Linked DNA regions of Homo sapiens: region 1 is linked to region 2. A link is a contact called in ENCODE Hi-C data. All regions are on one chromosome and are shown on one strand. Each heading gives the region's core, a stretch centred on a gene start or an enhancer-like site at or near the end of the contact. The rest is flanking DNA. Distances are from core to core; before and after follow the strand shown. Region 1 overlaps SEL1L (SEL1L adaptor subunit of SYVN1 ubiquitin ligase). Region 2 overlaps CEP128 (centrosomal protein 128).

Region 1 (2,943 bases), core at 69-2,568, 880 kb before region 2:
TCATATAAATAATTTGTTGCTGCTCAATCCGGTTTCCCACTGCCTCCTCTCTACCGCCCAGTATAACCTCGTTAATTCACCTCTCGGACTTGGAAAGAATGTCTCATAAGTCTTGGGAGATAAGAGATTCAGGTATCCCAAGTAAGGATTCTAACTTCGAAAATGAATATGTCATTGAGTTTTACACGATTCAAGATTCAAACGTGGGCAACAGAAATCTCTGTTCTTGGAAACAGATTTATTTCAGGATGTGAAAGCCCAGCTGTGGGTTTCAGAGTTTGCACACCTGCATTTCCTCACCCTTCATCTGTGGCCATGCTCGTAGATGCTTTTCTTAGGAAAATTTGATTAATTGAACTTTTTTTGTTCTAAATGCAATCTGAAATGAGTAGAGACTAACGCTGGCTGTGCGTGCGTGTGTGAGTGCATGGTAGTGAGGGGTTGGGGAGCCTTCCAGCTGATTTTGTTTCCCTTAAGTACTAATGAAGAATTTACTTGAATTGTTCTAACCTGTACATGTATTTTCTTTGACCTATCATTTGGACAATGTTCTGTGGTTAACATCTTAAATTTTTTTTTTTTTTTTTTGAGACAGGGTCTCACTCTGTTGTCCAGGCTGAGTGCAGTGGCTTAGTTAGAGCCCACTGCAGCCTCAAAACTCCTGGGCTCAAGAAATTCTCCCACCCCAGCCTCCTGCATAGCTGGGAGTACTAGTGTGTGCCACCACGGACAGCTATTTTTTTATTTTTTGTAGAAACAGGGTCTCCCTATGTTTCCCAGGCTGGTCTCAAACTCCTGGTCTCAAGCGATCCTCCCACCTCAACCTCCCAAAGTGCTGGGATTACAGGTGTGAGCCACTGTACCCAGCCCATCTTACTTCTTTCAGTGCATGGAAATTTACTTCCAGGACCGCGAGAGCTGAGAAGAGCACGGTATTTTCCCTTTAGCCTTCTTTGGACCGTAGCTGAAGTATGTGCTGTAGGTGAAAGCACCCACACTGGGCCTGTAAAGAACTGCCTTTATTTCAAAAGGAGGAAAAAGTAATTGAAGCCTTAAGTTTGTGTAATTGGTATCTGTATTTCATCACTCATTTGAGACTTAAAAGTAATTAAAGCCTCATAACTAGACTGATGTTTTGTGTTCTCACATTAGCTAAACCAAAGAATCTATTGAGTCTCAACACAGTACATTAAGTTAAGAGAGCACATTTGTGCCTTCGAGCAGTTAAATAGAGGAGAAACCCATGAACAGAGATGAAACCCCAATTTACAGAGAAATGAAACTCCATGTCATCTGACCTATTGCCACTACTTAAAGGGGCTTTGTAATTGTGAGTCACCATTTCAGGGCAGGCCATTATGACAAATCAGACAGATGCATAAGGGAAAGGTCCATGGCTGGGTGCAGTGGCTCACGCCTGTAATCCCAGCAGTTTGGGAGGCCGAGGCGGGCGGATCACGAGGTCAGGAGTTCGAGACTAGCCTCGCCAACATGGTGAAACCCCTTCTCTACTAAAAATACAAAAATTAGCTGGGCATGGTGGTGCGCGCCTGTAATCTGAGCTACTTCGGAGGCTGAGGCAGGAGAATGGCTTGAACCCAGGAGGTGGAGGTTGCAGTGAGCTGAGATCGTGCCACTGCACTCCAGCCTGGGTAACACAGCAAGACTCCGTCTCAAAAAAAAAAAAAAAAGATCCAGACACAACCAACCGTTTGATCCTCGCATGAGTTCTTCTGAGTTGCCCAATCCCCTCCCAAACAGATTAGTGATAGTCAGTCCTAGCCCCACTGAATGGCCCTATGCGAAGGAAAACGGGAAGGACGCCATAGCGAGAAAGTTCTGGACTGCAGTCGAGTCTTCACAGTGGTTGGGTGACCCCAGACAAGTCATTCGCTGTACAGGGTTCTCATAGGCATCAAGAGACTGGGTACTGGGGATGGTCCTTAAGGTCCTGTCCAGCTGTGGGAGGTCTTAAGTGCCAAAAGAAACCAAATTGACTTTTTATTCCACTGACACCAGACCCTTTACAAGGCTTCCTGGTGGAAATGACAACATTCCACTGTCCTAAAATGGTTGACTCCAAACAATTTATAAGTAAAGTTTATGTTAAAGAGGTCAATATTAAAGTTTATACATAAGGGGTCGGGCGCAGTGGCTCATGCCTGTAATCCCAACACATTGGGAGGCCGAGGCAGGCAGATCGCTTGAGGTCAGGAGTTTGAGACCAGCCTAGGCAACATGGTGAAACCCCGTCTCTACAAAAAAAAAAAAAAAAAAAAAAAAAAAAATTAGCTGGGCATGGTGGCGTACGCCTGTGGTCTCAGCTACCTGGAAGGTTGGGAGGCTGGGGTGGGAAGATCACTTGGGCCTGGGAGGTGGAAATTGCAGTGAGCCAAGATCATACTACTGCATTCCAAACTGGGTGACAGAGTGAGACCCTGTCTCAAAATTTAAAATAAAGTTTATAACATAAGGTTTCATGTGGGCATTCATTCAACAGCCTTTATTAATCACCTACTATCTTCCAGACCCTGAAGTGTAAAATGAATTTAAAGATGAGTATGAATGAAAGACTGAAATGAAAGAGGCTGTTTTCCTCTGCGGGTCATCTTCACCATTGACTGAACACAATATGTGACAGATGCTAAGTGTTTTACATCCATTATTGAATTTAATCTTCAGTACTCCAGGATGTCAGTACTAGTCATGTCATTCTCATTTAACAGATGAGGCAACAGGCTTGGACAAGCTAAGCAACTTGCTCAAGGTCACTCAGCTAGTGTTAGTCATAAAACTCGAATTCAAATAAAGAACTGGGCAGGGCATGGCGACTCACACCTGTAATCCCAGCACTTTGGGAGGCCAAGGCAGGTGGATCACCTGAGGTCAGGAGTTTGAGACCAGCCTGGCCAACATGGTGAAACCCCGTCTCTATTAATAATA
Region 2 (2,807 bases), core at 78-2,577:
ATTTTTGGACGTCATCTCCCAAAACTGAGGAATTTTAACGTGGACAGTTGGTAACTGTGGGTCTTCCCACAGATTGTCGATGTTACACAAGTGCTTTAATGAAGTTTTCTTTTGTTTCTGTTTGGAGAGGCATTAGAAAATATATAGGCATTGGAATACTGTGTCATTTCAATACAAATCTTGAAAGTCAAAGCAGGGCAGTCACTTTTGTGTAAAGAAAAAAAAAGTACTGGACCCTGGTCCAATTCAAAAGCCCTGGGCTCAGATTGATACACCATTAACTAGCTATGTGACATTGACAGAGGCATTTGATCTCGGAACTCAGTCCTCCACTGTGTAACCCCAGGACACTAGATTAGATCAGTAGCTTTCAGTGAGGATAATTTGGAGCTTTGCAGCTTCACCATGCCACCACAGGGGTCTGCCCAAGGATAGGAAGGAGCTTGGTGGGCTGGCCCCCAGGCCCTCCACTTCTGTTTCCTTAAAAGCAGCTCCTTCTCAGCTTTTTAAATTACCTATTTATAATTTACATTAGAAAGTATATATGATTTCCCTTATAAGACAGAATTGTACTTCTTTAGGAAAAAAAAAAGCAACCCTAGGATTAGATTATTTCTGTGTTCTCTTGTCTCTAAAATGTCAATGATTCCAATAACTGGGTAGCTAAGGAAGAAAAAGAGAAACTGACCCGTTATCTCTGGCATGTAGCTAATGTCTTGAGTATCTGGAATGGAATAATAGAAGGCTAAGTCCATCATTTATAGGCTCATAAGGGTTGTAATGTGCTGCTTTATCTGATGAATTTTGTTATATGAAATTATGAATCAAATATATGAATATATTTAAATATATGAATCTGTTCACAAATAGAAATATCATAAATTTACTTTTTAATAAAATATTGAATTATTTTGAGAATTTGCATTATCTATTGTGTTTGGTAAATGTCGAGACACACAGAGTAACACTGGACAGGAGCACTGAATTATAGTAAGTTACAAGAGCCAGAGCTAAATGCTTTTCTCTAAACTGCAATCAGTAACTCAACATATTCTGCTGCCAATGTTACTCTGTCCAGTGCTGTTGTTATAAATGTTGCTGTGTCAGAAGCCTCTGTTTCTATAACTTTCTCTCCATTATCAGTTGGGCTTAGTTGTAATATGGATGAGGCATTTTATAGGAATGGTTAAAGAAAAATATAGTCATTTCTCAATTTGATCTTCAGTCTCCCTAGGAAGGTTCAAGTTACTAGATGGGTGTAATTGCTCATACACACCTGGACATGACTCACCTTTGAAAAATAAACAAACAATCTATCTGCTTCTTGGCTACCAGAAACCAAAATCAACATTAAAAAGTGTCAAACCTCCTTAAACAGCCAGATCACTGGTTGCAAAGACTGCAGAGGAAGAGATATAAAACTATCTTAGCCAAAAACTTGGTCGTGATATATTAACCCTAAGTGTTCCAGAGAAATGTAAAGCAGAAACAAAACAAAACAGGACAGCTGGATCATCCAATTCTCATCCATGATGTTCTGCTTTTTTATATGGCTTTTTCTCCCTCTAATGACTTTATGTCATAATGAGTGAGTATCAGCTCATTTAAAAAATTGGAACCAATCCAAGGAAAATACACAGGGCTGCTGCCCTTTTTACCAAAGATCTTTCATTAACTAATGTTGATGGAAGCAAATTTCACCACAGCAATTTACATGGTAGTTGAGTTGCTATTTGTATGGAACAGCAAACCAGAGAGTAATAAAAGAAAACACGAACATGTCAGTGGTGAGCAAGGGAGCAGAGCAGCCCTTTAGCTCTTTCCATGCTGATAAGAAGAGTAGAGCAGACCTTCAGCTCTTTCAATGCTGATAAGAAGAGCAGAGCAGCCCTTCAGCTCTTTCCATGCTGATAAGAACAAACAACAAGATTGTTCATTATAATGAAAGATACTAATCACGCTGTTATCACAGTATTAAGTCACTTTAACTATCTAGGGGTCTCACCTATATTCTCTTGTGTTTTGTCTGTTTGCATAGAGTGGTGCTTCTCAGCGATGCCCAGTAGCCATATTTCATCAGCACAGGTTAATAACCGTGTTCATCATTCCAAATGCATGTGCTTGAACAATGCACCTAACGAGTGAGCAGTGGCATACAGCAATGGTGTGGGTGGAGTGAGCAATTTTGGGGATATAAGTTAAATATCAAAGATAGAAAGGCAGTAGTTAAGGAGAACATGGATGTAAAATATGGATGGGCCAGAGGCAGTGGCTCACACCTGTAATCTCAGCACTTTGGGAGGCCGAGGCGGGCGGATCACTTGAGGTCAGGAGTTCAAGACCAGCCCATCTAACATGGTAAAACCCCGTCTCTACTGAAAATGTAAAAAGTAGCCAGGCGTGCTGGCTGGCACCTGTAATCCAGCTACTGAGGAGGCTGAGGCAGGAGAATCGCTTGAACCCAGGAGGTGGAGGTTTCAGTGAGCCGAGATGGCGCCACTGCACTCCAGTCTGGGCATCGGATGAGACGCTGTCAAACAAAAAAAAAAAAAAAAAAAAAATGTCACGGACGCCCTGATTCAGGGAACTTTTAAAGCAGGTCAGAAGAATACAGACAAGTGTGTATTTTATTTTTAAATCAGTATGAAGAAGGGTGCAATTAAGTATTGAGAGGTACAAATGAGAGCATGATTAGACAGAGCAGGATGATAGGAGAGCAAAGCTGTAGAAGTGGCTTTGTACTAACTAGGTGATCTCAGCCAAACCATTTGCATTTCTTTGAGTCTCATGTCTTCATATATTTGTTG

Evidence for each region. A loop is a pair of places that touch in the nucleus more often than their neighbours do. Pooled maps may share reads with other maps.
Region 1: a loop to region 2 is called in a pooled map, with 15 times the contacts of the local background. The contact joins two enhancer-like sites. A Hi-C loop is called at or near these places in 3 of 37 single-sample maps with no recorded cell type and 7 of 50 pooled maps.

What each region holds. Positions count from the first base shown.
Region 1 is chr14:81,468,631-81,471,573 of GRCh38, reverse strand. It overlaps SEL1L (SEL1L adaptor subunit of SYVN1 ubiquitin ligase), which reads left to right. Exons shown (of 21, transcript NM_005065.6): 21 at 1-27. Among named protein-coding and RNA genes, the nearest start is that of LINC02308, 20 kb to the right of the region's middle. RefSeq lists an enhancer at 989-1,048. Within about 2 kb of position 1,318, at least 3 of the 41 ENCODE cell types and tissues checked have a DNase peak (open chromatin) inside an H3K27ac peak, as active enhancers do.
Region 2 is chr14:80,583,896-80,586,702 of GRCh38, reverse strand. The region is part of intron 19 of CEP128 (centrosomal protein 128); the gene reads left to right. Among named protein-coding and RNA genes, the nearest start is that of CEP128, 360 kb to the left of the region's middle. Within about 2 kb of position 1,327, at least 3 of the 41 ENCODE cell types and tissues checked have a DNase peak (open chromatin) inside an H3K27ac peak, as active enhancers do.